2 separate regions of the Homo sapiens genome follow, and region 2 is linked to region 1. The links are chromatin loops, found by intact Hi-C in ENCODE. Cell type or tissue: Caco-2. All regions are shown on one strand. Links, peaks and the distances in the headings refer to the core of each region. The heading gives the core; the rest is flanking DNA. Region 1 overlaps KIAA0825. Region 2 overlaps KIAA0825.

Evidence for each region. Hi-C counts contacts between places; a loop is a spot of excess contacts. Peaks named below come from ENCODE experiments on the same cell type or tissue, not always from the same donor. Only the 100,000 strongest peaks of a DNase experiment are listed, where the experiment ranks them.
Region 2: it touches region 1 in a loop (5-fold over the local background); 2 of 110 quality-filtered maps call a loop at or near these places.

Annotation. Positions count from the first base shown.
Region 1 is chr5:94,425,942-94,442,699 of GRCh38, forward strand. KIAA0825 reads right to left here. Exons shown (of 21, transcript NM_001145678.3): 14 at 14,041-14,180. Among named protein-coding and RNA genes, the nearest start is that of KIAA0825, 180 kb to the right of the region's middle. In Caco-2, for the core only: no CTCF peak of the experiment used is centred there; no DNase peak of the experiment used is centred there.
Region 2 is chr5:94,352,610-94,369,367 of GRCh38, forward strand. All of the region lies in intron 20 of KIAA0825, which reads right to left. Among named protein-coding and RNA genes, the nearest start is that of ARB2A, 250 kb to the left of the region's middle. RefSeq lists enhancers at 2,481-3,112, 3,747-4,378, 9,549-10,189. In Caco-2, for the core only: no CTCF peak of the experiment used is centred there; a DNase peak (open chromatin) is centred at 9,952.

The DNA.
Region 1 (16,758 bases), core at 2,883-10,882:
GGCTCAAGTGATCCTCCCAACTCAGCCTTCCAAGTAGCTGGGACTACAGGCTCATGCCACTATGCCTGGATAATTTTTGTATTATTATTATCATTATTATTATTATTATTATAGAGAGAAGGTCTTGCTATGTTGCCCAGGATAGTCTTGAATTCCTGGTCTCAAGCGATCCTCCCGCCTCACCCTCCCTAGGTGCTTGGATTATAGTTATGATCCATCATGCCTGGCCAGAACTACCATATGAATCAGCAATCCCACTACTAGATATCTACCCAAAGGAAAAGAAATCAGTATATCAATGGGATAGCTGCATTTACAAGTTTATTGCAGCACTATTTATAATAGCAAAGATATGGATTCAACCTAAGTGTCCATCAAAAAATGAATGGATAAACAAAACATAGTATGTATGCAAAATGGAATACTATTGAGCCATAAAAATAATAAAATCACGTCATTGGCTGCAACATGGATGGAACTGGTCATTATTTTACGTGAAATAAGTTAGGCACAGGAAGACAAATACCATATGCTGTCACTCATATGTGGAGGCTATAAAACTTGATCTATTGGAGGTAAAGAATAAACCGATAGAAACCAGAGGCTTGGAATAGCGTGCGGGTCAGAGGCTACTGAAGAAAGTTTAGTTACTGGCTACAAACATACAGTTAGAAGAAATAAGTTCTTGCGTTCAGCAACAGAGTAGGGTGATTATAGTTAGCAATAATATTGTATATTTCAAAGGAGTAAGAAGACTGGAAATGTTCCCAACACATAGAAATGATATAAATGAAATGATAAATACTCAAGGTGATGGACACCCCAAATTCCCTGACTTGATCATTACACATTCTATGCATTAACAAATACTCACATGTACCCCATAAATATGTAAAATATCATGTATCAATTAAAATGGTAAGAATAGTAAAAAGAAATCTTAAATACCTTTTTATGCTGTTCTCTTGTTAATCTGTCCTTTGTTATGTGGTGTCAGCCAAGAACCTTGTAATCGGTGAAGAAAAGATAGTACTTTTTCTTCCCTCAGTTCAATAATTATGATGAAGACTGTATGGTATACAAGGCCTAAAATATTTTTTATCTTGTCTTGTATATAAAAAAAATTTGCCAGCCCCTGTTCATGAATATTGGAAGAGTGTACATATGTTCCAAATAGCTAATACTAAATAAGGACATTTTCCATCTACTCTGAAACCATATGTAAGTATAAGTAGGTGTCAGCTTTTCATAACAGTCTTTTTATCACTCAATTTGTCAATCTCTACTAGTCACACTGTTTTAGAAAAGCATGCTAGGCATGGTGGCTCATGCCTGTAATCACGGGACTTTGGGAGGTCGAGTAGGGAGGATTGTTCTAGGCCAGGAGTTCAAGACCAGCCTGGGCAACATAGCAAGATCCCATCTCTACAAAAAATTTTCTAAAAATAGCCATGTGAGATGGTGCACACCTGAAGTCCTAGCTACTTTGGAGGCTGACGTGCAAGGATTGCTTGAGCCCAAGAGTTTGAGGTTGCAGTGAGCCATGATTGCACCACTACATTCCAGCCTGGGTGAGAGTGCAAGACCCTGTCTCAAAAAAAAGAATAAAAAGTACTTTATGGTACTTATTATTAGTAGCTGAACTTAACTACTTTTTATAAGATTTGTACTTTCCACCTTGCCCTCAGCAATCAATCCTCCAGAATATAAGCTTTATAAAGGCAACTTTTAAATGGTATAAGTATTTTTTTTCCAACTTTTATTTTAATTTTCTGCCTTGATGATATGTCTCATGCTGTCAGTGGGGTGTTGAACTCCCCCACTATTTTTGTGTGGCTGTCTAAACCTTTTCATAGGTCTAGATATGAAACATAGGTCTAGATATGACCTATAGCTTGTTTTAGAACCTGGGTGCTTGTTTTGTGTTTTGTGAACCTGGGTGCTCCAATGTTGAGTGTGTATATAGTTAGAATAGTTAAGTGTGCTTGTTCAATTGAACTCTTTGTCATTATGTAATGCCCTTCTTTCTTTTTTGCCGTTGTTGATTTAAAGTCTATCTTATCTGATATAAAAATAGTGATCCCTTCTCTCATTTGTTTTCTGTGTGCAAGCTATATCTTTCTCCAACACTTTACTTTGAGCCTATGGGTGTCATTACATGTGAGATGGGTCTCTTGGAGACAGCAGAGGATAAGGTCTTGTTGTGTGTGTGTGTGTGTGTGTGTGTGTGTGTGTGTGTGTGTGTGTGTGTGTTTTAATTCAACTTGTTACTCTGTGCATTTTAAGTGGGGGCATTTAGGCCATTTACATTCAAGGTTAATATTGACATGTGAGGTTTTGATCCTATCATGAAATTGTTTGCTGGTTGCTTTGTAGTTTCTATTGTGTGGTTGCATTTTCTGTGGGCTATGTATTTATGTGTGTTTTTCTGGGAACAGGTATCTTTATTTTGTTTCCATATTTAGAACTCCTGTAAGAATCTCTTGTAAGGCTGCTCTGGTGGTAATAAATTCCCTTAGTGCTTGCTTGTCTGGGAAAGATTTTATTTCTCCTTTGTTTGTGAAGCTTAGTTTGGTGGGATATGAAATTGTTGGTTGGAATTTCTTTTCTTTAAGAATGCTGAAAATAGGACCGCAATCTCTACTGACTCACAAGGTTTCTGCTGAGAAGTCTGCTGTTGGCCTGATGGGCTTCCCTTTGTACATGATCTGGCCATTTTTTCTAGCTGCATTTAAGATCTTTTTTTCTTTAGCCTTGATCTTGGATAGTCTGGTGACCATATTACTTAGTGATGTTCATTTTGAATAGTATTTTGCAGGTGATCTTGAATTATTCCCTCAAGTACATTTTCCAGGTTGTTTACTTTTTCTCCATCTCTCTCAGGATGCCAATAATTAATGGACTTGGTCACTTTACATAGTACCATATTTCTTAATGATTTTGTTTATTTTCTAAAATTATTTTTTCTTTATTTTTGTCTGAGTGAGTTCAAAATACCAGTCTTCAAGCTTTGAGATTTTTTTCTTCTAATTGGTCTAGTCTATTGATAAAGCTTTCAGTTTTACTTTGAAATTCCTTAAATGAGATTTTCAATTCCAGAGGCTCTGATTTATTCATTTTAAAGATATTTTGTTCTTTCTTAATTTCCTGGATTGCTTTAGAAGTTTCTTTGTGTTGATTTTCAATCTTGTCTTGGATCTCATTGAGTGTCCTTGCAATCCATGCTTTCAATTCGTTCTTCTGTCCTTTCTGAGTTTCATTTTGGCCACAGACCATTGCTGGAGAGCTAGTGCAATCCTTTGGTGGTGTCACTATATTTAGATTTTTCATTGTGCCAAAATTCTTGTGCTGTTTCCTTCTCATCTGGAGATGTTGGCATTTCTAATTTTTGTAGTTATTTTCACGCAGGTAGTATGTTTGCTTTTTCTTTCCTAGAATGTTTTTTTTTTCTTTCCCTTTCCCTTTTCCCCTGTTTCTGGGGGGTGTGACTGTAGGGTCTTTTGGCTTTGCTTCTATAGACATATGCACTTCTTTTGGCAGGTTTTATATTGGGCTGTGGAATTCAACATACAAGCCCATAGATGGCACTTACAGGCAAAAACTGTCTGTGGTCAATGTGGCTGGGTATATAGTTGATCCTTGTTTACTAGCAGAGGCTCTCTGTTACCTCAGGCAATGGGTTGATTCGTGAGATGTACAGTGGTCTGAGCTCCCTACTCAGCCCTGGGGGGTGGCAGGGGCCACAAAAGGTGGAGCCAGACCAGGCAGGTCCACCTACAGGTTCCCCGATGTCAGGCACAGGCATCAGTGCCAAGGGAAAATCCAATGAAGCAGCCCCCAAGCGCCCAGAAGTGTCACTCGGCTTGGAGCTGGGAAACCACCTCGGGTCCAAGTTCTCTACACAGGTATGGGGATGGCCTAAACTTGTAATCTAGGAGAGTGGGTGCTCCAGATGCCTGGAGCTCTGCCTGGGCGTGAAGTAGAAAGGCTTCCCTGCACCAGAATCTGCACAGGAAGGGTGGTAAGTCAGGCTGGTTGATCCAGATGAGTGGTGCTCTGAAAGCCTGAAGGTCTGCCTGCACATGGAGCAGAGAGGACCCCCTGCAGCAAGATCTCTGCACAGGAGGGGTGGGGCAACTCATGCTGCTGGACCAAGCAAGCAAATACTCTGAAAGCCTGGAGATCTGCCTGGGTGTATAGTAGAGAGGGTCCCCTTGCACCAGAATCTCTGTACAGAAAGAGTAGACAGTTCAGCCTGCTGATCCAGGTGATCTGGTGCTCTGAATGTATGAAGGCAATTTGGCACGGCATGTTTACCATTTTATTTGCAGTCTAAAACACTGCCTGGTACATACTTGATGCTCACTAAATATTAGTTGAATGGAGAATTTACTCATAAAATCAAGTAACAAAACATTTTCAGAAATTAACTCAGAAGAATATTACTTCTTATTTCAAAAAAAATCATCCTCACAAAGTCTCTTGTTTTTATTTTAGAATTCATTTAAAAACAATAGACTTTCAAGAAATAATGGCTCTTCTAGCAAGGACCACTTAAAACATCAAGTGCGCAATTTACTCAATTTTTCTGTATCTAATTTTTCTCATTTGCAAAATGGTCCTAATAATCCCGGGTCATAAATGAAATAATATGTTAAATCATTTGAGTTGCTTGGGAAAAGATGCTGCAGAAATTCATCATAATAGTATTACTTGTAATATAATGCCCAATCATTTTACATACTAATGCTAGAAGCACATTAACTACTAAGGAAGATGTATGTTTCTACAGTCATATTAGACATTTTGTAAGTTTCAGGAACAGATAGAATATAAAATATTTCAGTCACTGCCAAGCCAGATTAGATTTGATTCAATGCAGGTGAAACATCACAGCAAAATTCAAACTGCCAATCTCCCAAGCTATATGCAAAGATTCTCAAGGAGTCCTAAATATATAGAACTTGAGAATATTTACTTGGTCTACCTCTCACCTTCAAATACATGACAGCTGCTAGGCAACACCTTCTCAGGCACAAAGATGTCCAAAAATGAGAACCTCATCTCCCAGGAGACTCTTTAAATGTATGCTTACGTGGAAGGGGAGGGTTACTGAGAAGCACAGGCAGAGACCATTGCATAGAGAGCACAGGAGTAATCAGAGGATAAAAAATGCATCAGACATCTTTTCCAGGCATTCAGTATAAAAAAAATGAAGAGAACCTAACATAAGTTAAGTACCTACTATGTTCCAGGCAATGCACTGAGTACTTTATGTTTATTTACCCTTTAAAGCTCAAAATGAATTAATAAGGTCAATATTAGTACCCCATTTAGAAATGAGAAAATGAGAGTTTAGAGAGATCAATGAATAAAACAGAATTGTCATATAAAATGAACAGGCCTGCAATCATTCAACAAATACTTTTTTAAAGCATGTTCTATGCTGTCAGTACCAGTCTAATGTGTCATGAACCAGGCCAGGCACTGGGGATAAAATGGTGAACTATCCCTCCCCTCCTAAAACTCACAGTGGCTGAAGTAGACATTAAATACCAATTACGTCAATTAACATTTCACTTAAAATTGTGACAAAAAGAAGTACAGTGGGACCTCACCCAGCCAGGATGATCAGGGATGACTTCCTAGGAAGTAACATTTATGCTAAAAGGTGACTAACAGATGCCAGGTAAACAGAGACAAGAAATGGTCTAGGCATAAAAAAATAAATAAAAACAACATTTCAAAGGCTCTGTAGCAGGAAAGAACTTGGCATATGGGACAATTGAAAAGGCACTGGTATTAGAGCAGCTGCCCCTTTCTTCAAGTGACTTCTGCAGGGAGTTTGCTATTATAAATTACAAATCTATGATGCACAACCTAAACCAGAGAATGCATGACCCTGTGTTGGAGCATACTATGCTGGGGGTGAGTAGGATGAGATGAGCTGGACAAGTTGGCCACATCTAGAGCATGCAGGGGATTGTTGGTGTTGCAAGGATTAGGGCTCTTACTCTAAAAGCATTGGGTAGCCACTATCAGTTTTTAGCAAGGGAGTAACATAATCAGTTCTGTATGTGAATAAGATTATGCTTGCTGACCACTGTGAATGTCCTGATAATAATTCATAATAGTTCATAATAATTCTTAAGTAAATTGTCTTTTTATAAACCTACAATATGTTACGAGGACAAGCCACATACTCAAATTCTTTTGCCTTCTATAGCAGCAGATACCTTGTTTGATATCCCTGCTACAGAGAAAGTTGCCTGGGAACCAGCAGCAGCGGGAGCAGCATCACCTGGGAGTTTGTTAGAGAAACACATAATCCATAATCTCAGGCCCCACCCATGACCTACTGAATCAGAATCTACAGTTTTAACCAGATCCCCAGGTAATATGTTTGCACTTAAAGACAAGAAGCCTTATTTTACATAATCCATATCCCACTACCTCCCCTAGAAGCACCACCCCCACCTCACCCTCATGAAGTCTCAAAAGAATCTAAATGGTAACTCTTTCTGGGACTAATAATTTTATGGAGCCCACTGATACCTCTAAACTAGTTCATCAGCATTCTTGGATAGGATCTTTGGATAGGATCCCATATGGTGACACACAAATATGGTTCTTAGTAAAGAAAGTGACAAAAAAAAAATAGAACAAGTCAGAGTCCTGTAGTGCAGACATCATTACTGGCAAAAGCAGCCTATGACATCATTGTTATGTTGGCTAACAATGGGTTATTTTAGGTCACCTCCTTCAAGGCAGTTATTAAATTGCACTTTGGTCACACTTGCAAAACAAAACACATGGCTGGGTATCTGTAATCCCAGCACTTTGGGAAGCAAAGGTGGGAGGATTGCTTGAGGCCAGGAGTTTGAGACCAGCCTGGGCAACATAGCAAGACCCCATTTCTAATAATAAAGAACTAAAAGAAAAACAATAACAGGAAAATACACACACATACCCACACACCATACACAACAAAACACCAAGCTTCTGCCATAAAATGCCTTATATTACCTGAAAGACCAAGAAAATATTAACTATATGGTAAGATAATTTTAAGTTGATTCATTCATTTTATTTTATTTTATTTTATTTTTTGAGATGGAGTCTCGCTCCATAGCCCAGGCTGGAGTGCAGTGGCGCAATCTCGGTTCACTGCAAGCTCCACCTTCCGGGTTGACATCCTGCCTCAGCCTCCCGAGTAGCTAGGACTACAGGCGCCTGCCACCACACCTGGCTAATTTTTTATATTTTTAGTAGAGATGGGGTTTCACCGTGTTAGCCAGGATGGTCTCGATCTCCTGACCTCGTGATCCGCCAGCCTCAGCCTCCCAAAGTGCTGGGATTACAGGCGTGAGCCACCGTGCCCGGCGATTCATTCATTTTAAGGCAACAGTTACTTGCTAATGGTAGTAGCCTTTTAGTCAGAATTTTCTCTAGATATTTTTCTTTGTTATCTTTAGGCACTTTGTCATGAGGTTAAAAAGTACAAAAGGTACTATGAAAATTATCTACTACTTAGGTTTCTGATAGTTCCCATGAATTGTGCAATATTGCTATTTGGTAAATGTTCTGTGGCTCTGCTTGGAACATGTGGTGCTGTGTGAATGGAAACAGAATTTGAAAGCCAGCTGCCTGGGTCAAATCCTTCTTTGTCATTTACTAGTTGTGCAACTTGGATTTCTCTGTGTTTCAGTTTCCTCATCTCTAAAAGGGAAATGACAATCATACCACACAGAGCTGTTACGAGGTTTCAATAAGTAAACACATTTAAACTACTTAGAAACAATGTCTGGAACATGTTAAATAGTATGCATTTACTAGTTTGCTGCTGCTATTATATTACAAATTAATATTATCAGAAGTCAAGAAGTTTTACTGGCAATTATTCTTGGGGCGATAGGCAAAGGAAAGAATGTTAGTCACACTTCATTCAAATGTCACTAGCAGGAAAGGTTACCTGCTAACAATTGGGAAATTGCCAAATATTTGTTCCTTTGATGACACATGTAAGAAACCTGTAAGGCCATGTGGCCTCAGCAAGATAATTACCAGAACAATTGCCTTGGGTGTCAAAAGTCAATAATTCAAAATAGTGTCTCACAATTTTAAAATCTTCTGTGATCATTTGTAGTTGAGAGTTTCTTCCCTGCAGATTTAAGATGACCTAACTTAAAACCAAGAAACATTACCTTCTCCTGCCAACTGAACTGTACTCAGTGTTAAAAGCCACCTACCATGTGAAATCAGTTTACTTTTATTAAGTTTTAGCAATGTAATCATTCCTTCAAAATGCTACATATTTTATACAGAGAGGATTATTTTACATGGCAAAAACATAATTCCACTTCCTAAAAGTTTGCAGCCTATGAAGCATAAATTATAAATCCTTACCATTCACTTATTTAATTTTGTTATTTTCTGATGCTCAGTGAAGTTGCATCTGAGATTACAAGAGAGCCATTTCCTACAGGCTCTGTCGATTCTTTTGAAAAACATAAATTCTGAGAAATAATTTCCACAGAGTGAAACAAAAAGCTACAGACATCACTTTCACGATGCAATAAATCCCATATGCTTTAATCTTTATAGTACATGGTTATTGTCTTAGTCCATTTTCTGCTGCTATAACACAATACCACAGACTGGGTAATTTAACAAGAACACAAGTGTATTTGGCTCACAGTTTTGGAGGCTGGGAAGTCCAAGAGCATGGCGCCAGCATCTAATGAGGATCATCTCATGGTGAAAGGGTGGAAGGCAGAAGCCAGTGTACAAGATACAGGGAAGTGGGCTAAACTCATCCTTTTTATTAGGAACCCCCTTGAGCAATTACTAAATCATTCCCATGATAATGGTATTAATTCATTCATGAAGGCAGAGTCCTCATGCCCTATCGACTCTTAAAAGGTTCAACCTCTCAACATTGTTACAATGGCAATTAAATTTCAACATGAGGTTTGAAGGAGACATTCAAACCATAGCAGTTGTTTATCAAGAAAAACTCTGTACCTAACAGTATTCAACAATTATTTATTAAACAAAGAGAACCTTGTTTTAAAAAATGTAATAAATACATGTACTTCATATTTCTGCATTTTTATTCCTGAGACAATTTAACACAAAATTAAGTTTTATCAATTAGATGAAAAAAAACCACTATTTTTTTTTCTTTTTTTTTAAGTTTTCAGTTCAGGGGTACATGTACAGGATGTGCAAACTTGTTACATAGGTAAATGTGTGTCATGGGGGTTTGTTGTACAGATTACTTCATCACCCAGGTATTAAGCCTAGTATCCATTAGCTATTTTTCCTGATCCTCTCCCTCCTCCCACCCCCCACCCTCCAACAGGCCCCAGTGTGTGTTGTTTCCTGCATGTGTTCATGTGTTCTCATTGTTTAGCTCACATTTATAAGTGAGAACATGTGGTATTTGGCTTTCTGTTCCTGTGTCAGTGTGCCTCTAGCTCCATCCATGTCCCTGCAAAAGACATGATCTCATTCCTTTTTATGGCTGCATAGCATTTCATGGTGTATATGTACCACATTTTCTTTATCCAGTCTATCATTGATGGGCATTTAGCTTGATTTCATGTCTTTGCTATTTTGAATAGTGCTGCAGTGAACATATGCATGCATGTGTCTTTATAATAGAACAATTTATATTCCTTTGGGTATATACCCAGTAACGGGATTGCTGGGTCAAATGGTATTTCTGTCTCTAGGTCTCTGAGCAATCTCTGCACTGTCTTCCACAATGGTTGAACTAATTTATGCTTCCACCAACAGGGAAAATTGCTCCTTTTTCTCCACAACCTTTCCAGCATCTGTTATTTTCTGACTTTTTAATGATAGCCATTCTGACTGGTGTGAGATAGTATCTCATTGTAGTTTTGATTTGCATTTCTCTAATGATCAGTGATGTTCAGCATTTTTTTTTCATATAACTGTTGGCTGCATGTATATCTTCTTTTGAGAAGTGTCTGTTCATGTCCTTTGCCCACTTGTTAATCTGGTTAGTTGTTTTTTCATTCTAAATTTGTTTAAGTTCATTATAGATGCTGGATATTAGTCTTTGGTCCAATGCATAGTTTGCAAAATTTTTTTCCCATTCTATAGGTTGTCTGTTTACTCTGTTGACAGCTTCTTTTGCTGTGCAGAATCTCTTTAGTTCAATTAGATTCCATGTGTCAATTTTTGCTTTTGTTGCAATTGCTTTTGGCATCTTCATCATGACATCTTTGCCCATATCTATGCTTGAATGGTATTGCCTAGGTTTTCTTCTAGGGTTTTTATGGTTTTGGGTTTTACATTTAAGTCTTTAATATATTTTAAGTTGATTTCTGTATATAGTGTAAGGAAGGGGTCCACTTTCAATTTTCTGCATATGGCTAGCCAGTTCTCCCAGAACCATTTATTAAATAGGGAATCCTTTCTCCATTGCTTTTGTCAGATTTGTCGAAGATCACACAGTTGTAGGTGTGCGATCTTATTTCTGGGTTCTCTGTTCTGTTCCATTGGTTTGCGTGTCTGTTCTTATACCAGTACCATGCCATTTTGGTTACTATAGCCCTGTAGTATAGTTTGAAGTCTGGTAGCATGATGCCTCCAGCTTTGTTCTTTTTGCTTAGGATTGCCTTGGCTACCCGGGCTCTTTTTTTGGTTCCATATGAATTAAAATAGTTTTTTTCTAGTTCTGTGAAGAATGTCAATGGTACCTTAATGGGAATAGCATTGTATCTATAAATTTATTTCGGCAGTGTGTCCATTTTCACAATATTGATTCTTCCTTTCCATGAGCATGAAATGTTTTTCCATTTGTTTGTGTCATATCTGATTTCACTGAGCAGTGGTTTGTAGTTCTTGTTGTAAAGGTCCTTCACTTCCATTATTAGCTGTATTCCTAGATATTTTATTCATTTTGTGGCAGTTGTGAATGGAAGTCCATTCTTGATTTGGCTTTTGGCTTGACTGTTGGTATACAGAAATGCTAGCAATTTTTACACATTGATTTTGTATCCTAAGACTTTGCTGAGGTTGCTTATTAGCATAAGAAGTGAAAAACACACTATTTATTTAAAACTCCCACATAAAAAGCTGATAGTTATGTTGCTTGAAATATATAATTCAGAGTATTTTGCTCTAAAATTTTGCTTTGCTAATATTTCCTAATATAATCAAGCTTCTAAATTACAAAATGGTACTCTGAAATATCATGAGACTTTAAATCAAATAAAAATAAAATATCTAAAAATATTACAAATTAATTTCTGTGTGCATAATAATTTCTATATTAGTATAATTAACAAGATTCCATGAATATATTGTTTCTAATTTAAAGTGACAAGAATTCTATTGGAGATTAAGAAGTAGGTCAATCAATTGATCAGTAAATTCAGTCACTTTATCCTTATGGTATTTGAAGTAGCTAGTAAAATTCAATACAAGACAATATCACTGCAGTCATGTAGTCTAATAGCCTTTGTTTAAAATGATGGGTGTTTGAGCAGGTTGGGTAAATACACTGCTGTACTCCATAAGAACCAGAACTAAAAATAGTACAGTATGATACCTTTGATAACTCCAAGTTTCTTTAAAACAACATCATGTTATACATACCAGAATGTGGACATAATTATTTTTGATAAGTAAATGTAGGATTCATTTGTAAGAGAACATGGTTAAATATTCATAACTATAATTGTACTTCCTATAGTTAGTGGCTGTCTCAATATAGTCAAAAGGTTTATCTCAACTGATTTTACAATCTATTCTCCATAACTCTATCAGTAGGAGACCATTTCTCTTATAGGACCATGCCTGTGGGTTTCAAAGATCACATGAAAGTAACTCTCAGCTTTGTTAGATATTATCCTTGTCATGTAGCTGCTTTGTCTGAAAAGCACTTAGACTATAAAGTTTAAGTGAAGCACCATGTTTTATATTCTAATTGATCACTGATTGGCCAAGCACTGTTTACTGGACTGTTTATGTAAAAAGCACTGTGCCAGCTTAAGGAGGAATACAAAAATCTACAGTACAGCCTTGCCTACCTAGCTGGAAAGGTAAGTTAAATGCATGTGTACCAAGATGTCCTGGTTGATCCAAGCTGAGAGTGGACAGATAACAATTCTTCCCAATACTACGCTATTCCGCTTCAGGGTTTAATTTGCATGAGTATTTGTATTGGAAGGGCAGGGGACAGAAAGCTCTGGCTGGGTACAAAATCTAGAGCTACTCGCTATTTATCAGATATGTGTATCTCTGGGTAAGTAATAATTATCTTCAATGCCAAGTCCTTATGTTTAACATGAGAGTAACAATAGTATATATTTTATAAGATTATAGAGAGAATCAAATTAGATAACACATATAAAATGCTTAGCATAGTGCTTGATAACTAATAAGTGAACAATAAATGTTGTTTATGTGAGGAAGTAGATTCCCTAGTGTGAGTTTTCTCTTTAGGAGAGTGGTTAAGCCTGAAGCTAAATAAATTGCTTTCAGATAAACTTTGTGAGATTTGAGTTCCAAACAGTACTGCTTGGGAGCTAAGGACATAAAATCAGATTCAGGGCTTGGGAGGGAGCAAGCTCTGCCTTTCTGCCTGGAACACAGTGAGGCCTGAGGAGTTGTGATGACCTTTGGCACCACATGGCTTTACAGTTTGGAGAGCACCAGGAGAGAAGCAATATTCTCACAAGAGACACTGCTCCTAAGTGCCTTTTGGGAACCAAACATTGAGATGGATGGGAGAGAATATGGGGAACTGGTCCTGAGCAGATGTGAGAAAACAAAGATTATCAGAAATGACTGAAGCTATTTACACAAGGAAAGGCTATGAACCTCATTTGTATACTAACAGGCTGGTAGGGCCCGATGACATTTGCCTCATTCACATATAAACACAATGAAAATATAAGGCAGTGCATGCTAAGGGCAAATAAAGTAGCCAAGACGAAAGTTCACTATGAAGTTCAGGGGAGCAAGAGATTAGCGTTAAGACAGAGCATTCAAAGCTCCGAAACATCAGCTGGGCTTTGCAGACTGGTGGAAGCCAAGTTGTTTATGGCAGGTCTTTAAGTAGGAAAGATAGGTGAGCCAAGGTGTGGAGTGAACACATGCTTGGGGCTTTGGGGACAACAACTGTTACAGGAGTAAGTTGCAAAGAAATAGTGGGGAAAAGGTTAGAAAACTATTCTGGGATCATATTTGAATGGTGAAGGGACTTGGGTGCTTCAGGTGTTGGGGAACTACAGAAGAAAGATTTTGATTTGGGAAACCTACAGTGAAACTAGTAATTGATAAAGTTAATCAGGCTTCGCTTGTGGTACGTAATAGGAGAGATGCACAGGAGTATGTGAAAATGGTGAAAAGCTCTTCCTAGATGAAGTGGGACAGCAGTGAGATGTAATATTATACTGACATAACATTACTTACCATTTTCTTAAAAAGCATTTAAAGGGGAAAAAAAGAAACTAATTAGGAGAAGTATGGTCTTATACTACTCCTCGATTTCCATTCAGAATTTTCTGATGATTACTACTCTGTGCTCCAACGGATATAGCTGTAGGCCACATCTTGCTTGTTTGTAAGTTGCACAAGCACCCTTCGTGATACACTGAAATTCCCAGTGTTAATCTAATACTCTGTCTCTGTCTGTCTCTGTCTCTCTCTTTCTCTCTCTAGGTCTAATTCAGATTGTGCTTTGGAAATATAACTGCAGTCCTACAATTTTTTTAGGCATTTCAAACCCTGCGTATTGATACATTTCTATATAATGGTAGTTGTGATAGAACAGTGTCATATAAAAATATAGTTTTCTCTCATTCAGAGTCATTGAAATAAATTTTTTCAAATAGGTTGGTAAAGCGATTTAATGCTTTTGACTGCTGCTAACCCAGCTGAATGTTGATACATGCTATTGGTTTACATCTTTCTTCCAATGTTTGCCTAGGAAAAAAATGTTATTCAACTCGAGCAATGACTAGGTTTTTCGAGGACATTCTTATAACTACACATACTCACTTGAGCTCTTCAGCAAGATTCTCAGTAAAAGTCCATCATGATGCAGTAGGGTTTCCAGAAGCAAGTTCCAGTTACAACGTGGCTGGGATAAGAGCAGTTTCAACTGACCCTCGGCTTTCAGTCCTCCAGCTGATGGAGTCCTTTCAAAATGCAAGATAAAGATGGAGTAATGAAGTTAATTTATCTATGAAATTAATAGCCTTAAAGTACAGATGTAATGCTAACTCCTTTAAATGTCAATTCCTCCCTGATTACTCTGAAAATGCTTTCATGCTTGCTTACTTTAGGGTTGCCTGGGGAAGGAATTACACTTAATCTCAACTAGCTAAAAGCAAACTAACATTTGGTACCTTGCCAAATTTAAAACTGATACAAAATACCCATGCCTATGTTTCATGGAACTATGTCTGTTTTTGTTTCACGGAGAGAAGAAAAATTACTTATGCATTTTTTGAATGCATTCATTTGTTTATTTACCAAATATATCAATGCCTACTATGTGCTATTAACTCCTTTCCTTATTGATTGAAAGAAGTTCTGATGAGTTTCACTAGTTTGTAATTTGCTATATAATGTGATTGCAGATGAAAAAAAATCAAAGCTTCTGTCAAGGGTCAACCGTAATCTAATTATTTAATATGTAAAGCCTTACATCAACATTCAATTATCAGAACTGCTGCTATTAAACTGTTACCTACTTGGGTAATCATTTCATCAAAGGGAAAGAATTCCGAGGCAAATACGCTTCTGCTTGAAAAATTATCAGTGTTGAACAGAAAATAGAAATCAGGTCTCTCACATCACCACTTTCATTTACCAATGAATCAGCAGGAGAGCAAAGGAACTGATAACATTATTTACTTTTCCCTTCTAAAATCTAGAAACCTAAAATTTAGATTGGCTAACAGTTGCAAAATGGGAAATCAACTTACAAGGAGAACAACAACAAAAAAGGCAGGAAATAGTTAAACTCAATCTGGTGACAGCCTTAAGGACATAGGAATAGGGCGGCACAGGGAAGGGAAGGTGGACTGAGCAATCTAGAGGTGAGAATGGGAGCATCATATGCTTCAGGGTGGAAAGTAATGCAGAGAAAGGGGTATCACTGAGAGAGGCAATCTGCAGCATTATCATTAGCAGATGCAATTTACTGTGTGGTAAGCCATCCAGTGATCAACACAGTCTAGACCAATGGTTTTCAAAGCTTGGGCCCCAAACCAGCAGCATCAACATCACATCCTAATTCTCCAGCCTCATCCCATCAGAAATTCTGGGGCGGGGATTGGGGGCGGGGAGCGGGGGACAGGGCAGAAATCTGTGTTTCAACAATCTTTCTCCAGGAGATTCTGTTGCATGCATGGTAAGGCTTGATGCATGTAGGCAGTGCTTTCTGAAGCACAGGCAGTAGGGTTAGGACCAATTAGCATCCTCTTTCCTGCCTCTGCCTTTGCACAGGTCCACCTTGGCTGCACCCACAATGGGCTAAATGTTTGTGTTCCCCCTCCTCAAAATTCATATGTTGAAACCCTAATCCCAACGTATCTGGAGATGGGGACTTTGAGAGATAACTGGGTTCATGAGAGTGGAGACCCCATGAATGGGATTATAGTCCTTCTAAGAAGAGGCTGGAGAGTTAGCCTGACCTCTTTCTGCATGAGGATACAAGAAGTTCGCTATGGGAAACCTGGAAGAAGGCCTTCACTAGCATGCAACTGTGCTGTATCTCATCTTAGACTTTCAGCCTCCAGAACCATGAGAAATAAATGTTTGTTAAGCCACCCAATCTATGGTATATTTGTTATAGCAGCCAGAGCTAAGATACCATCCATGCAATAAACTCCCTATAACCTTTCATCTTTATCTTAATCCTACTCTTCCTTTAATTTGCAGCAAACATTCTCTATCCCTGTGAAGTCTTCCCTAAAAATTTCTCTTCATAGTGGCAAGTTTACACATTTCAGCACTTTATTATTTCATCAACTAAAGTTTTATCTGTTCAATTCACCCAGATTCGAACTTTGTGAAGACACTGGCTGTATATCCCAAAGCTTCTACTAGTGAACTAAGCACATTTAAAGGCTTTCTAAATGTTAACTGATTGATTTTTCTGCTCATAAATGAGTAGGCAAACTTATAGAAAAAAAATGATGAGGATGCTTTGCCAAAAGGCTGGCTTAAACAAAAGTGAGAAGATTCAAAGACACAAAATGAAAAAGTCTCGAAGCACCTCCCCCTTGGCTTGGAATGGTGTTTGGAACATCTCATAACTTTATTATGCACAAAATCCATCAGCTTGTGTTTCAACCTTGGGCCAACTCAGGCTTCCCATGTAAAACTCTGATAACATATCTCAAATTGGAGTAACTCCTCAGGCAATTGGTGGGGCACTGTTAGCTAGGAAACCTCCTGCCTTGGGTGAGTGGTAAAGAGAGAAGAAGGGTGTTACTAAACTCTAGGGCCAGAGGAATCAAGTTTATCAGTTCTGAACATCCCAGGAGTTCTGAATTACTTTTGCAGATTAGTCTGGGTCTGGCTTTTGCAGTAGTTCCAAATGTGGTGCCAAAGGAAGAACTCACTAGATGAGCCCTTTGGACTAAAAATCTAAAACAGATCCTTACAATGGTTGCCCCTACTTCCATCCTAAACCCTAAACACTGATTCTAGATGCTCCCTTGGGGTTCAATGGATGAAAAATGCTACTTGGTAGTAAGCTGTATA
Region 2 (16,758 bases), core at 5,005-13,004, 71 kb before region 1:
ACTTGCACACGCATGTTTATAGCCGCACAATTCACAATTGCAAAATCATGGAGCCAACCCAAATGCCCATCAATCAATGAGTGGATAAAGAAACTGTAGTATACATATATACATACGATGAAATACTATGCAGCCATAAAAAGGAATGAATTAACAGCATTTGCAGTGACCTGGATGAGATTGGAGACTATTATTCTAAGTGAAGTAACTCAGGAATAGAAAACCAAACATGGTATGTTCTCCCTGATATGTGGGAGCTAAGCTATGAGGATGCGAAGGCATAAGAATGATGCAATGGACTTTGGGGACTTGGGGGGAAGAGTGGGAGGGGGGTGAGGGCTACAAGACTACAAATATGGTGCAGTGCATACTGCTTGGGTGATGCGTGCACCAAAATCTCACAAATCACTGCTAAAGAACTTACTCATGTAACCAAATACACCTGTACCCCAATAACTTATGGAAAAATAAAAATAAAATAAATAAAAATCTTACAGGAAACATTGTCAAAAAGATAAAAGTTCAAAAGGACAATAAAGCCAGGAAACAACAATTAGCTACTTTTTTTAAAAAAACTATTTATTAGAATAATGAAAGCAAAAATTTACCTTTTAACAACTACTTCTACTTAACATTTTAAAAGATTCTCTTTGTATCCAAAAGACAATATGAAGTCTTCAATTTTCTACATACCATTTACAGAGGTTTTACTGGGTATCATACAAATGCTTCCAGTTTTATCCAAATCTACTGTTAAATTACCCATGTAATTATCCCAGTAGAATTCATGATACCTTTTTACTGTTAATTTCATTAACACTTTACTGGAAAGAGTCTAGATGTATTTAAATGCAGGTCTCAGAGTTTTTATTATGACAATTAAAGGGAACATTTCCATATTATTTTGGGGGGTATATAATTACTAAGTTAAAAGCATAACTGAAAATTATTTACCACTAACAGTATAGATAAAAAATAAATGGCCATTAGATTCACTTCAAGGCATATTTTTTGATGATTTCAATGACAATATCTTCTTATATACATTTCCATCAAAATGAAGCTGATAATTCTGTTATATATTCTACGTGAAATGAGGCCATGAAATGATAGCTCTTTCTAGTCTTTGACCACAGGAGAATAGTTGCTAAAAGTTATGCACTGATGTACAGCAAAAGGGTCGGGGGCAGGGACACCGATGAGGATACGATAATCAAATGTCTTGAGATTAATATGAGCATAGAATATCATATGTAAATGCAAAATTCCAAATATATATGTTTTAACCTTTATCATTATATTATTATTTACTTTGTAATCTATTACATAGTATTTTTACTGTTCTCCATCAAATATAGTCAGTTAAGTAAGAATTGCAGATGTGATATAATTTTTAGTAATACAGCAAATTCTCAGTGTACAATGTTCATTCTTCCCATTCCCTTTCTATTAAATTTCTGTATTGCTACTGATCTTTCAACTGTTTTCAAATCAACATAAGTAGTTATTGAGGGCTTTCTCCGTGCAAGTACACAACTAGAGTAAATCGGCTTGATACTTTCCTACCAAGAATTCCCAGGAGAACATTGGCCATATACAACATTGTAGAAATATCAGAGTTTGCTCAATTTTATTTAGCTACCATTAAGTGGGCCACAGATAAACTTCCTATTAATTTCTTGTCATAACCTCCCATCCTCTCTCCAACATTTCCTTAAAGTAGTGTTTCAATATGAATTTAAGGTTAATATGGATTAGTAATCAGAATATTTTATGAAATTTATTATATATAATTTAATAGTATTTTGGCAAAACAGAGATTGACAAGGAATGTGAATTAAGGTATGACTACTTCCTTAAGGGTATAAATTGTCATTTCTATCTCCTTTTTGATGTTCCAGAGTCTATTTAGTCTAAATATTTATTTGTATTTTTTCCAAGGGACAGAGAAATAACTTGAAAAAAAATAAGAAAACATGACATATTTTATTTAGCTTACGCTGTAATCAGAATAGCCTACGAAGGAAAACATTTAATTCAGGTAATAAACTTCATAAGGGACATTGTCAAGTCCTGCTATTTTGAAGAATGTTTCTGTCTTTTTCAATCTTAAAATATGAAAAATAAATTGAGGCCATGGAAGAATTTTAGAGCTTCATAATCAAACTGTCTTACAGTGTATAAAAATCTCAACGAAAAGAGTCAAACTCTGTAAAATATTTGAAGAGATTTATTCTGAGCCAAATAGAAGTGACCATGGCCCATGACACAGCCCTCAGGAGGTCCTGGGAACATGTGCCCAAGGTGGTTGGGGTGCAGCTTGTTTTTATATATTTTAGGGAGGCATGAGACATCAATCGAATACATGTGAGAAATACATTGGTTTGGTCCAGAAGGGTGGGACAATTCGAAGGGGGGCATGGAGGCAGGCTTCCACGCTATAGGTAAATTTAAATATTTTCTGGTTGACAATTGTTTGAGTTTGTCTAAGACCTGGGATTAATAGAAAGGAAATGTTCACATTAAGATAAAAAATTGTGGAGGCCAAGGTTCTTTTGATGTCTCATAGTGGCTGCCCTTAGAGACAATGGATGACAAATGTTTCCTATTCAGACCTTTAAGAGGTGCTAGGCTCTCAGTTAATCTCTTCAGGATTGGGAGGGCCTGGAAGAAAAAGATCTAGCTATGTTAATAGAGGTTCTTTACAGATGCAAATTTTCCCCCACAAAGGACGGCTTTGCAGGACCTTTTCAAAATACAGCAAAGAAACATGTTTGGGGGTAAAATATTTTTATTTTCTTCTTTGTCATGTAATGTTATGCTGAGTGAGATTGGAAAGTAAGTCACGATATATAGAGTTAAATAAAACCCATCTGATGAGAATTTATGGTTTGCAGGCCATGATTCCCCAGACCCGTTAGATAGGAATTTGAGCAAAATAAAAAAATCAGAGCTTAGTCCTCAAAAATATGATTTGTAAGTTTTTTTATTAAAAGATTATGCCTTACAATTTTTTGTACACTCTGTCTTTTCTTATACTAGGGTCATACATGTAGACTTACTAAATAGATGATTTGGTACAATATCATTGACCTTGTATTTAAGGTTCACTTAGTTGCATTTAAGAGATCAAATCTCATCTCAAACAATTTTATTAGGGTGTTTTAATACTATTGTCAAGTTGGTGTTCATTGTATTTGATATTGCTTATTTAGAGAAATATGGTTTAGGTATGTTTGTTAAAACTGAACTTTCATTATAATGGTATTTGCTGGGATGAGATTTAAATAGTAGGTGAAAACTAGTAAGAGAAAAGAATTGTCCAACTCACTTTAACTCAGTGCTTCTCAAACCTTAATATGCACATGAATCACTTGAGTATCTGGTTGGGAAGCAGATTTTCATTCAGTAGGTCTTGGGTGGGGCCCAAGATTCTGCCTTTCCAATGGAAGAAGCTCTGAGGGGCAAGGTCCTAGAAAACCCAAATAATTTATCATTGCATCATGCTTAATTCTATTTCCTCTGCTTGATGAGCACCAATGTACTTATTCAATGTTTTAAAAATTAATAAGATGAACCTTCACTTAGAAAATATATAAATCATTTGGTCTTAGGTATTAGCTTCCAGTTGTGCAAAAAGCAAAACTACAAGTTACTGCAGGAGTTACACATATATTTTACTATTTCACTGAAATCATCCTTAAAACATGAACTACAGCCGGGAGCGGTGGCTCATGCCTGTAATCCCAGCACTTTGGGAGGCCGAAGTGGGCGGATCACGAGGTCAGGAGATCGAGACCCTCCTGGCTAACATGGTGAAACCCCGTCTCTACTAAAAATACAAAAAAAAAAATTAGCCTGGTGTGGTCGCGGGCGCCTGTAGTCCCAGCTACTCGGGAGGCTGAGGCAGGAGAATGGCGTGCACCCGGGAGGCGGACTTGCAGTGAGCCGAGATTGCGCCACCGGACTCCAGCCTGGGCAACAGAGCCAGACTCTGTCTCAAAAAAAACAAAAAGACAAAAAAAACACATGAACTACATATTCATTTGAAAATTTCATTTTGTCATGGGACTCCAGACAAAAATACACATCAAACTTAAGGTTTAACTTGATTTCTTTTTTTTTTTTTTTTTGAGACGGAGTCTCGCTCTGTCGCCCACGCTGGAGTACAATGGTGTGATCTTGGCTCACTGCAACCTCCGCCTCCCGGGTTCAAGAGATTCTCCTGCATCAGCCTCCCGAGTAGCTGGGACTACAGGTGCGCACCACCACACCCAGCTAATTTTTGTATTTTCAGTACAGACAGGGTTTCACCACGTTGGCCAGTATGGTCTCAATCTCCTGACCTCGTGATCCACCAGCCTCGGCCTCCCAAAGTGCTGGGATTACAGGCGTGAGCCACTGCGCCCAGCTGTGATGTACCAAATTTTAAAAAAATAAACATACAACAATGTTGAATCCTTAGAGAGCTCGAAAGAAAGAGAAAGACAAAGAACCACACAGGTAACTTGAAGTAGAGAATTTCTTTTCGTTAAAAAAAATAGATTACAATACAGTCCTTCGGTTAAAACGCATCTACAGACATTTCCTTATGAATGAAATCCTTCTGAGTGGTAAAACTCAAGCTAACACACGTTAAAAGTGGTTTTTCCCCAACTGATAAAACTTTGACAGAGGTAAATTCCATCCTCAAGCCTTTCATGTAGTGCAGGAGAAAAGGTTTTTAGAATAAAGGAGAGTAAATAAGCATAAGAAAAAAATCAAATAAAAAATAGAGATGAATACAAATTTTTATGAAAGAAAAACAATGCCAAATCTGGTTCTTTTTCAAGAAATTCAAGTTGTATAAAACAAAATAAACAACATTTTATAGAAGTTTGGAGGAAATGTAATATTTAAAAATCACATCTTAAAGACAAAAGAGGCGGAATTTTGCTGTGTTAAAATGTTTATGGATGGGTCTAGTTTGACAATTTAGCCTGTTGGATGTGACTTTCACAGTCTGTTGGCAGTTTGTAGGCAAGCCATCACACCTGTGACTCTGCGGTTGATTAATGAGTCTTTCAGCTCATTGCTACCATCTGAAGAAGGGCTATGGCCTTTCTGAGCTTCACTGGTTTATTCCCCTTAACTGCAGTCCTGCCATGGTACTTCCATAAGAAAATCACACCTGGTTAAAGCTAATGAAAACCTCAATATGTCATTTTCTAGACAAGTCAAAAAGCATGTAAAACTAGACAAAAGACGTATTCAAGTAACATGAATGTAGTTTTGTCATAACCTGCCAATCCAAAGAGTAACATTAAAAAAAAAAAAAAGCTTTCCTCAATGACATTTCGTAGTATCAACTTTAAGAATGCTAATTCTGAATTATGTGCCATAAGAGGACTTCTGTAATGCCAGCTCTTTTGCTATACACAGTATCTATCTTCATCAGAACTAGGAAGGTCTTAGTTCATAACGAGATCGTCATTTAGTTTTTATTATCTATAAATGTTTAATCAAACTGTGGCATTTTAAAGTCTTGTTTCAAATTCCTCGCCTTCAGTTGGCCGGTATTCTTACAGCTTTTTCTTGAGTGCAAGGCAGCACTGCAACTGCTTTTTCCCCAATCCTGCTCTACACACTGAAAAGTCTTTTAAAACATAAGCACGAATTCCCTCCCCAACCTCTTAAAGTGCAAACTAGAGAATAAGGTGGGAAGGGAGAGACAGGGAACTGAAAGAGAGGATAAACCAAAGGTCTGTGGCTAAAACAGTCTAGTATAGGGCAAAGTGGTGGGAAGTTAAGGAAACATGGAAGACAGTAATCTCTTGCCCTGAAGGCCTTTATACTATGGCTTCATTTCTGAAGCACTATGAATTTCCAAAACATCAATAATATTCAAATAAATACTAAAATTCATTTTAAAGATAAATACCTGTTTTTCTTTACTTTGGATTTGGGGCAATATTCTCTTCCTCTACATACATGGGGCAAAGTTTAGCTATATTTAAGCGGCAGAAAGAATCACAAAACTCTAAGTACTATGAATAAATGGGTAGCAAAGAAACAAAAGTTTCCATTCCAGCAATTTCCATTTTCTGATCCATGAAACACAACTATGTATCACTGAACCTGTTATCAGCAGACATTTCCCTGAGCTGGAAGGGTACTTGCATAATATTCTGGTGCAGTTATTCACCACCAGGTTTCCATTCATCTGAAATTATTATGTTTACACATTTTACCAAAACTATTTAAGGAAATATTTTTCTTTATTCTATCATGGCATAAACTAAGGATAATTCTTCATTATCATCACAATCATTGCTATTTTTCTAGTTTTATATTCCATGCCTATACTAAGAATCATGAAATGAAAACTATTTAGCAATTTACTAATCAATTTGTAATTCTATGATGTCTTATGGAAGGACTGATTTTGGCTGATAAAAAATTGATTATTTTAAGACTTACCTGAATAATGTCAACAATGACTAAGCATTCACAAAGTGTTCAATCATTTGAACAAATTTTCAAATTGTGATATAAATGATTTCAATCCTGGCTGCAAATTTTAATCACATTGGAAAATTTTTTAAAGTAACTACAATTGTTGCCCCACCCCAGAGATTCTGATTTAATTGGTTGGTAAGAGGCCTGGGCATTTTAAAAAATCTCTTCCCAAATTATTCTAATGTTCAACTAAGGCTAAGTACCATAGGTTTATATAATAATCCTCATGTTTATTTTGCTGACCTAAAATAATAAAATACTCAGTCCTACCAGCCAAAAGTGATTTCTCAAATTAAGTTGAAAAATGAAATGATCAGTGTTTGTAATTCTTAGACTTATTACTATGGTTTATAAGAAAGTGTGCTGAGGCCATGTGCAGTGGCTCACGCCTGTAATCCTAATACTTGGGGAGGCCGAGATGGGATGATTGCTTCAGGTCAGGAGTTCAAGACTAGCCTGGTCAACATAGTGAGACCTCCATCTCTTAAAAAAATAAAAATAAAATAAATAAAAGAAAGAAAGTGTGCTGGACCATGAGGCAGAGACCGTGGGCTTGAATTATTGCTCAACTACCTATTAGCTCTCTGACTTCAGTAAGTCCCTCAAAACAAATGTTTTCTAAACCATGAAATGGGAAAATTAAGATTTCTTCCAGCTTTAAAACCATGTTCTCAAGTAATTTCCAAGAATGCAGAATGCAGTTCTTAAATATTAATCAGAGTACTTATTTGATTCCATATACTAATGGTGGGATTTAAACTAGGGTGAGCAAATGTGTGTCACTTAAGCTACCACCATTCTCTTTTCTTGTCTGTGGCAGACATTGCTAATTGATTACAGCGCTACAGAAAAATCACTATTCTCCTGGAGTTTACACTCAATATAAAACTATTTTCTGTTTGGGAGTTAAGTGCTCATTAGCCCTTCTATTTTAAGAGATGATATAATGGAGTAGTTAGCAGGAGACTAAAAATGTCCAGAGAATAAAAAATTCTTAGGACAGTTCAGGAACAAGGACATCACAACTCACGACATGTGAATTAGGTCCTAAAGGTAGGCATAGCCCCACACAGGGATGGTCTATTCCTACTAACCAAACTTACTATCATAACCTGGCTTCTGATGGCAATTCACCGAGAGGGAAAGAATTACCAGATCTACTTGAAGTTGTATTTTTCCTGTAAATTAGTAAAACAGAACTCTAATTTTCTAACAGTCTTCTACAAGTTTGGTTAGTGTTGTCAGAGGTGTTTGAACCAGAGCAACTGCATCTTGAATAGGGTCTGAGTAAAATAAGGCTGAGACCTGCTGGGCTGCATTCCCAGTAAGTTAGGCATTCTAAGTCACAGGATGAGATAGGAGGTTGGCACAAGATACAGGTCATCAAGACCTTGCTGATAAAACAGGTTGTAGTAAAGAAGCCTGCCAAAACCCATCAAAACCAAGATGGCGATGAAAGTAATCTCTGGTCATCCTCACTGCTCATGCATTAGCATGCTAAAAGACACTCCTACCAGTGCTGTGACAGTGGACAAATGCCATGGCAGTGTACAGAAGTTACCCTATATGGTCTGAAAAAGTTCAGTACTGGAAATTGCCCACCCCTTTCCCAGAAAACTTACGAATAATCTACCCCTGGTTTAGGATATAATCTAGAAATAACCATGAAAATGGGGAACCAGCAGCCCTCAGAGGCTGCTCTTCCTATGGACTAGCTATTCTTTTACTCCTTTACTTTACTTTCTTAATAAACTTGCTTTCACTTTACTCTGTGGACTCACCCTGAATTCTTTCCTATGCAAGATCCAAGAACCCTCTCTTGGGGTCTGGATCGGGATCCCCTTCCAGTAACAGTGTGAATCAATATTACTATGTAAAATGAATTGCTAGGCTTTCAAAGCTGTAGAGCAGAGACTAGGGTGGAAATCCTAACAAAATCATGTCCTTCCCAAGAGGTTAATGGGTTTTCTAGCAATGAGACATTCAGCGTAGAAAACACTTGCAAATATAATTAAAATAACTCAATAGTTTCCACCTAATATTTTCTTACATAAAATGAAGTTTTTTTAAAGTGCTAAAACCTTTTCATTTTTGCAAGTTTTTTCATATTTAAAAATAATAAAGTGTACCTAAATGTTATAATGATAAAGAGAGTCACTGCTTTTTGAGGGCAGGGCTCCCATTTCGTGCAGTCCTAGATGCCATCTCTCATGATAAATCCTGTACCAAAAGACAGATTAGTCACACCATCTGCTGCCTCCAGGGAGATAAATTGCACATTTCAAAGTATGGCAACATTCCATTATAGCATAATGAAGAAAATGAAAAACATATTAGCAAACTGAACACTTTGGGGAAATTTCATTTTCAAATTGTGTGCTGTTTTGCTTTTAAAGAAGTAAAATTATTAAATAAAATGTGTGAGAGGAAGCAAATATTCTTCCTTGTAGCAAAATTACGGATGCTTTTACTTTGTGAAAAATAATATTATTTCCAACGAATGCATTAAAATCACACATATAATCCACATTTTCAGAGTTGTTATGAACAAGCATCTATATGTACATACTCTTGCTGAAATCAAATTTTAGTCCTAAAATCACTGTTAGATTACAGGCTAAAAGAGGAAAATGAACAATTAATTGTTCCTGTTTCTTCCTCAGAAACCCTTGGGGTCTATAAATTTAATTTGAGTCCATCTCAGACCTGCCAGTTCAGAGCAACAAACATAAACACACAGACTTGGAAGCATCACTCCATTTCTCAGGCAGTCCTACTGCTTTCAGGTAATTCTTGCTGTTCAGAGACAAACTTACACACACTGAAGAACAGTGTGTGCAGAACAGGCTGCAAGAACACTGACATTAAGAGCAAGACAAATCAGGTGCACCTCTCTTACTTGACCAAGGCCAGTATTAAGCTAGCACATCTTGTCTGAAGAGCCATCAATCACGCACCAAGAGTGCCCTCATGAAGGTACATCCTATCCAAGCTGTATAAATATAAGGCAAATAAAATTTTAGTGACAGTCTACAAGGCCATTTGATCTATGAACTACATAGGTCCTGCAATTGCTTACACATACCTGAAAACCTCCAGGGTCGGATGAGGCCAAGGACTGGAAAGAAAGAATCTGTAACTCTTTCAATATTCTCCACGGATAGGCCTAAATAGAACAGGTGCCCCTTCTACTCCTACCACCCCTTACTCAGTTTGGCATCTGACTTTGTCCTAAGTAGGGTAACATTCATTCACTGTGCCTTTATGTTGCAAATTGAACTGATTTAAAAGTGAAAAATACAGTGAAGAAACCATCACTCTAGCCAATAACGTGGATGCAACATACTTTATCTCATGTGGTGTTACTACTTAGTTGAACCCTTTGTCTAGACTACTTCTCACCTTGGCTACCTGGCTGACTCATAGCTCAGGTATCCCCATCTCCAGATGTACGTTCTGACTCCCTCTGCATTCAGCTTATCTTCCCCTCCTCTGTGATCTTCTACTGTACTTATATGGTAACTTGCATGAACCTCTATTATAGCTATACCCACTGATTTTTTAGTCTATCTCCTCCACTAGATTCTGAGTTCCTTGACAGCAGGGGCTGTGTCTGGCTGATTTCTTTATTTGCTATGTCTAGTGAATGTTTGATGGATGGAAGAATGAACAAACAGTCACAGATTTATCTATTTACTCAAAGTCTTGCTGGACTGAATAATGGGCTGGAAGTATTCTTATAATCAACACAGTGTATTTTGTGGGCTATATAATGCTTTTGTCTGCTAGCAAATATATTCTCTGTATAATAAAATAACAAGAGTCTGGATTGTTCTTTATACAAAGCTATCTATTCCGTAACTATCTTCTAGCCATTTACAGCTCTGACTTGCTGAAATGAACTTGCAGTTGTTCATTACTGATTCTGGGCTGAATCAGATGAATACACAAAGCAAAGACATCATGCTGATGAGAAGAGCCTTCTGGGCAAGTTAGACAGGTAAACAACAAAGCCTTATTCAGGTAACTGACTTATTTCCAAATCTGGCCAGCCCAAACCAGTTTTCTTTTTTTTTTTTTTTTAATCTTAGGACTCTGACTATTATTAGGTTTAATTCATTAACCTAGAATAATCAATTATTTGAAAATAAGAGATCCGCAAGCTTCTGGGTCAATAGCTAAATCGCATTATCTCTTTGTGGGTTTAGAAAACTTTAATTGAATGGAAAACTTCCATATTCTATTTTTCTCTGTTATGTTTCTAAATCACAGGATTTATCCTGTCTTTTTCTCTTAAAACTCCGGAATGAGGACAATGTTAAGGTTTAAATGAGAAATAAAGAACAGGACTGATGTGTTACCTTGAGTGGGTGGGATTATAAGGTGAGGCAGAGCAAGAGGTTAGCAACTTTTACTTTATACAACATCCGCATTGTTTAACTTCTAATGAGCATATATGTGATTTAACATTGCTTTTTAAAGTTTTTAATAAATGGGACCAGGTGTGGTAGCTTACGCCTGTAATCCCAGTGCTTAGGGAGGCTGAGGCAGGAGGATTGCTTGAGGCCAGATGCAAGAACCCATCTCTACAAAAAAAATTTTTTTTAAAAACTAACCAGGCATGGTGGCTCGTGCCTGTAGTTACAGCTATTCAGGAGGCTGAGGCTAGAGGATCACTTTAGCCCAGGAATGTGAGGCTGCAGTGAGCTGTGATCAAGCTACTACTCTCCAGCCAGGGTGACAGAGCAAGATTTATCTCTAAAAAAAAAAATTCAATAAATGAATTAACAACGCCTCTTTCTCTTGGTGATTCTTTCTTTACCTCAGAAAGTTCTATAAGCAAAAGAAAGTCACTTCAAAACAATAAATTTAGACTGACAGCCAAAAGCGTGAACAGAACAGACCCATGCTTTCACCACTGTGCTTTACAGTACAAGTGACAAGCAGGAAAAGCACGAGATCCTTGCTCTCCAGGAGCTATCAGTCTATTTAGGGAGACAGATACCAAAAAGCATTAGTGAATTTCACAAGGTAGCTCATGCTGGACATCAACGTATATAATGTAGTGTATAAATGCCCCGAGAATTGGGAAGACAGAAGGTTTTTGAGAGCTACAGAACTGGAGAGGGGCTTGGGATGGAGGGCCTGAGTGGGTCTTCGACGGGCAGAGTAGGGGGTGATGACAGTCAGTGCAAGCAGAAGAGATGAAACTGGGCAAGGCTGTAGAAGTCATTAACACGGAGCTCTCATTTGTGATATCAGGAAATGCTTCATTTCTTTTCTTTTTTTTTTGAGATGGAGTCTTGCTCTGTCGCCCAGGCTGGAGTGCAGTGACACGATCTCGGCTCACTGCAAGCTCTGCCTCCCGGGTTCACGCCATTCTCCTGCCTCAGCCTCCCGAGTAGCTGGGACTACAGGCACCTGACACCACGCCCGGCTAATTTTTTTGTATTTTTAGTAGAGACGGGGTTTCACTGTGTTAGCCAGGATGGTCTCAATCTCCTGACCTCGTGATCCACCTGCCTTGGCCTCCCAAAGTGCTGGGATTAATGGTCATTCTCCAACTCTGGTTGTGTCAGTTTTCTAATCTGTCACCTCTATTCTATTTCTCATCTCCCAATATATAGGAGTTAAGAAGAAATTATTTAGTCAGATAGTGAGGGTAATGAAGTCCTCGGTAAGGTTTTCCTTTTAATGAAAAGCAGCCCCCAAATCATTTTCTTTTCTAACAAAGTGCAGCCTGTAAAATCGACCTGCAGACATAGAAAGGCAAACGAGATGCTTGCACGGGTGGGTGCCGGGAGTTGTGCCAATAGGAAAGGGGCTACCTGGGGACTAGGCGTGTTCAAAATGGCTGCTCCATCTTCCCATCTCTTTGCCAAACTACGTGTACAGTAAGAGAAGACAACATGGCATGGCCAGGCAAAGACGCCATTTGCATAATAAGATTAGGGTGGGCGGCTATGTAAACGTCACACCTGCTCCAACCAGTCTGTGGCCCTATGTAAATCGGGCCCTCAAGCCTGTCTGTAAATCCGGTGCACTCCATGCATGGATGTGCATGGGCCAGAAGTCCCATTTGGGCACCCCCGCTCTCTCTCCCAAGAGAAAGAGCTATTCTCCTTTCTCTTTCTTTTGCCTATTAAACCTCCGCTCCTAAACCCACTTCTTGTGTTTGCGTCCTCAATTCCCTTGGCGTGAGACGGCAAACCCCGAGTATTTACCCCAGACAACAATGCCCCTTCACCAGAACCTTAATCCTGGCCACGAAATGATAAATAATACCAGTCTCTGAAGGCAGATGCCCGCATCAAGTTTAATTCTTCATACTGGTGATTCCATGTCTAGGTTCTGATTTCTATGTAAATCAAAATCCACAGCTGGACACAGGTCCTGTTGCACAGTAGATTATTGAAAAAATGCCAAGTACTAGCCCTTTGTGGCCACAACTTCCTGAAACTGCCTTTGCAAAGCCATAACTGAGAAAATTATTACAGTGAAAGAGATCGGACCTAACTAACACCATCTTGCTTCTAACCTTCAAGCTGTCCTTGTTCAATCCTAGATGTAGGCTGAGCTAACTTTGGGAGGAACTTAGTTTATAGTTTAGCTTTGAAACAAAGATGATAACAGGCCTTTCCCAAAACAACCCCCCTTCCTGCCTGCGGACTAGACTGCCTTTACAGGACTAACAAATTAGCTAGAAGATGAGAAATTATGTTTTAGGAGTCACGCAGCTGGAGGCTGCAAGTTTCTAAACTTCCCCAAGTTGCTCCTGGGGATAAAATCACTATTATAAAATCTAAGATCAGTGCTTGAGATATTTTGCAGACTCCGCGCTCAATAAATCAGCTGGCACCACCCAGATTGATAAACTGGCTCATATGGTCTTGTAGCCCCCACCCAGGAACTGTCTTAGCACAAAAGGACAGCTTCAACTCCCCATGATTTCATCTCCGACCTGACCAATTAGCACTCCCAACTCACTGGCCCTCTACCTACCAAATTATCCTTAAAAACTCCAGCCACCAAATTCTTGGGGAGACTGATTTGAGTAATAATAAAACTCCAGTCTCCCACACAGCCGGCTCTGTGTGAATTACTCTTTCTCTATTGCAATTCCCCTGTCTTGATAAATCAGCTCTATCTAGGCAGCGGGTAAAGTGAACCCACTGCGGGGTTACATTCCCTGCCTTTGGCTCATGAATATAGGCAGCATCAGCTTCCTGACTCACCCTCTGCCTTGAACCCAGACACACATAACACAGCTAGCACCTAATAGAGACTGCTCTGGGTAGCCCCTCCTCTCATTTCTGCTTCTTCTCCTTGGTCCTCCTCACCCACGTCCTCCTTTTGCAATTACTTGGAGTCTTGGGCTGTGCCTTACTATTTAATCCCTGGCCCCATGTTTACCCTTGTAACTTGCTCTGGCCTGTCCAAAGAGGAGGATCAAATAATAGCTAGAAATAATAATAACTCATATTTACAGAGAACTTCCTGTGTTCCAGGCCTTGTACTAAATACCTGCTAAAGGTTAAGTTTTTCTTATTTTCCCAGCCACTCAGCAAGAAAGATGCTGCTATTTTCCCTGTGTTTGAAATGTTTGTTCTTCAGTGCTGTAAAGAAAATAGCACTTGGACATAAATTTAATTTATTTAGTAAGGCCATTTTTACTTCTTGCAGAAAGGGTACACTTGCCAGGAGTTTTTCCACGACAGTACCCCAAACAAAGGAGACAGGGTCATTTATAACTTGATGCGTCCACCTTACTGTTGTGTCCGGTTTCTACTGGCTGGAACGGGACCTCACATTCTGTGTTTGACCTGATTGGCTAGCAAGTTAGAACTTTATAAAAGAGGTAAATGTAGAGGAGAACAAAGAAGGAGGAAGTAACTTGTGGAATGCTGAGAAAGGTAAAAACACTTTTAAATAAGGAAGAGGAACAGGCTATGACCTAATGCTTGCTTGGGCCAGTACAAACATGCCAGGGCAAATATTTAGAAGCACAGGTCTTTGAATACATTTTGCTTCTAAGACAAGTTACTATTTATTCCTAATTAAATGGGGAGGAAATTCTTTGAAGAGGAACCTCCACTTTATTTTTTACACCTGTTGTAAGAAATAGGGGCCCGTAATCCCAGCACTTTGGGAGGCTGAGGCGGGTGGATCACCCGAGGTGAGGAGTTTGAGGCCAGCCTGGCCAACATGATGAAACCCCATCTCTAATAAAAATACAAAAAATTAGGCAGACGTGGTGGCGGGCGCCTGTAATCCCAGCTACTTAGGAGGCTGAGGCAGGAGAATCACTTGAACCTGGGAGGCGGAGGTTGCAGTGAGCCAAGATGGCACCATTGCACTCCAGCCTGGGCAACAAGAGCGACACTCGATCTCAAAAAAAAAATAGAAATAGGGATAAGAAAAAGGAAGCCTAGAGAAAGTGATAAAGTGATAGAGAAAGGATTTGAACCCTGTAGGATTTTTTGCCACAGTGGAGGTACTTGGTGAATGACAGGACCAGGTGAAGGATGCCTTGACATTGGGACTGAAGAGTTTGGGTTTGATGCTACAGACAATGTGTCATCACTGCAAGTTTTGAAGTGGAAGAGTGGCAGAAAAAGAAAATATATTTAAAAATCTCTGTACTTCACTCCAGCTCTTATCCCTTTGATACTTGGTAATTTTTAAAACAGATTTGTCTGTGTCCTTTTATGTTTCACCCTTATTCTATCAGCATCAAAAAGTATCTGCGTATTCATGGCAGTTTAATATGTAAAAGCAGCAAAGCAAAAATGTGGAAGCAGCCTTAAATGTACAGGAATAGAGAAATGATTAGGTAAATTGTGCTACATTAATTTGGTATAAAGCTAAGCCATTAAAAAATAAAAACTCTGTATCTTTACATGGATGAGTCACAAGAATAGTTTTGTGAAAAATGTAGAACACCCATTGTAAATATAGACCTCCTCATTGTGACTGTGTAAAAGGTGTGTGTTGTGTACATAAAAGAGAATGAGGAGAAAAGAGCTGAGTCAGCATGGTGGGATGAGATTATAAATATACTATTTCTTTGTTTTAAAAATGTTACTTAGTATTATCTGTAATTTACCTAGACTAGAGTGAAGTGATGCAATCACAGCTCACTACAGTCCCGACTTTCTGGGCTCAAGCAATCCTGCCACCTCAGCCCCCGGAGTAGCTGGAACCACAGGTGTGCACCACGACACCCAATTAATTTTTGTATTTTTTGTAGAAATAGGGTTTCTGCATGTTGCCCAGGCTAGTCTCGAACTCCTAGGCTCAAGGGATCCACCCACCCTGGACCTCCCAAAGTTCTGGGATTACAGGTGTGAGCCACCACCCCTGACCAGTTATTTGCAATTGGTTTTACAGTGAAGGAAAAATGTAAGGAGAGAAACCAAGTTAATCCAGCAGATACACAGATTAGAGACATTCCAGCTGGAGTAAAACAGGCTCTGGAGGCATGAGCAGGAGAGGGCACTGAATTTTGAGAGTGGAGGCATATGGGAACAAAAAGAAACGGGTGTGAGAAATGTTTAGAGGAAACACTCGGAGGCATGTATTCTCTAACAGAATTTAGATGATGGGAAATAGAAACTTGGCAAAGTACTTCAAGGTTTCTAGGCTAAGGCCAGCAGCCTGTTAGTGCCATTAATAGAAATCACACAACTCTGAAGAGAGGGCAGTTTTTAGATGAAGATAATTATGATGGTTGGACTTCTGTGTGAGATGAGAGTTATTATATTAAATTACTATTATGGGCTGGTTATGGTGGCTCACACCTGTAATCTCAGCACTTTGGGAGGTTGAGCCAAGCAGACTGCTTGAGCCCAGGAGTTCGAGACCAGACCGGGCAACATGGCAAAACCCCTTCTCTACTAAAAATACAAAAATTAGCTGAGTGAGCCTGTAGTCCCAGCTATTCAGGAGGTTGAGGAGGGAGGATCACTTGGTCCTGGGGCATTGAGGCTGGAGTGAGCCAAGATTGAAGCACTACACTCCAGCCTAGGTGACAGAGTGAGACCTAGACAAATAAATAAATATAAATAAAATATTATTAAGGGGAAAAAAATCCAAGAATATGGAATCTAGAGCTGTTGTGTGGAACAATTAAGGCTAGAGATACGGATTCAAGACTCGGGGGCACAGATTTAGAGGTGGGCCTGATCATATCATTGGGCCTAATCCATTCTGATGACAAGCATTATTTAGCTAGCATAGAATTTTTAAAAAATAGAATGT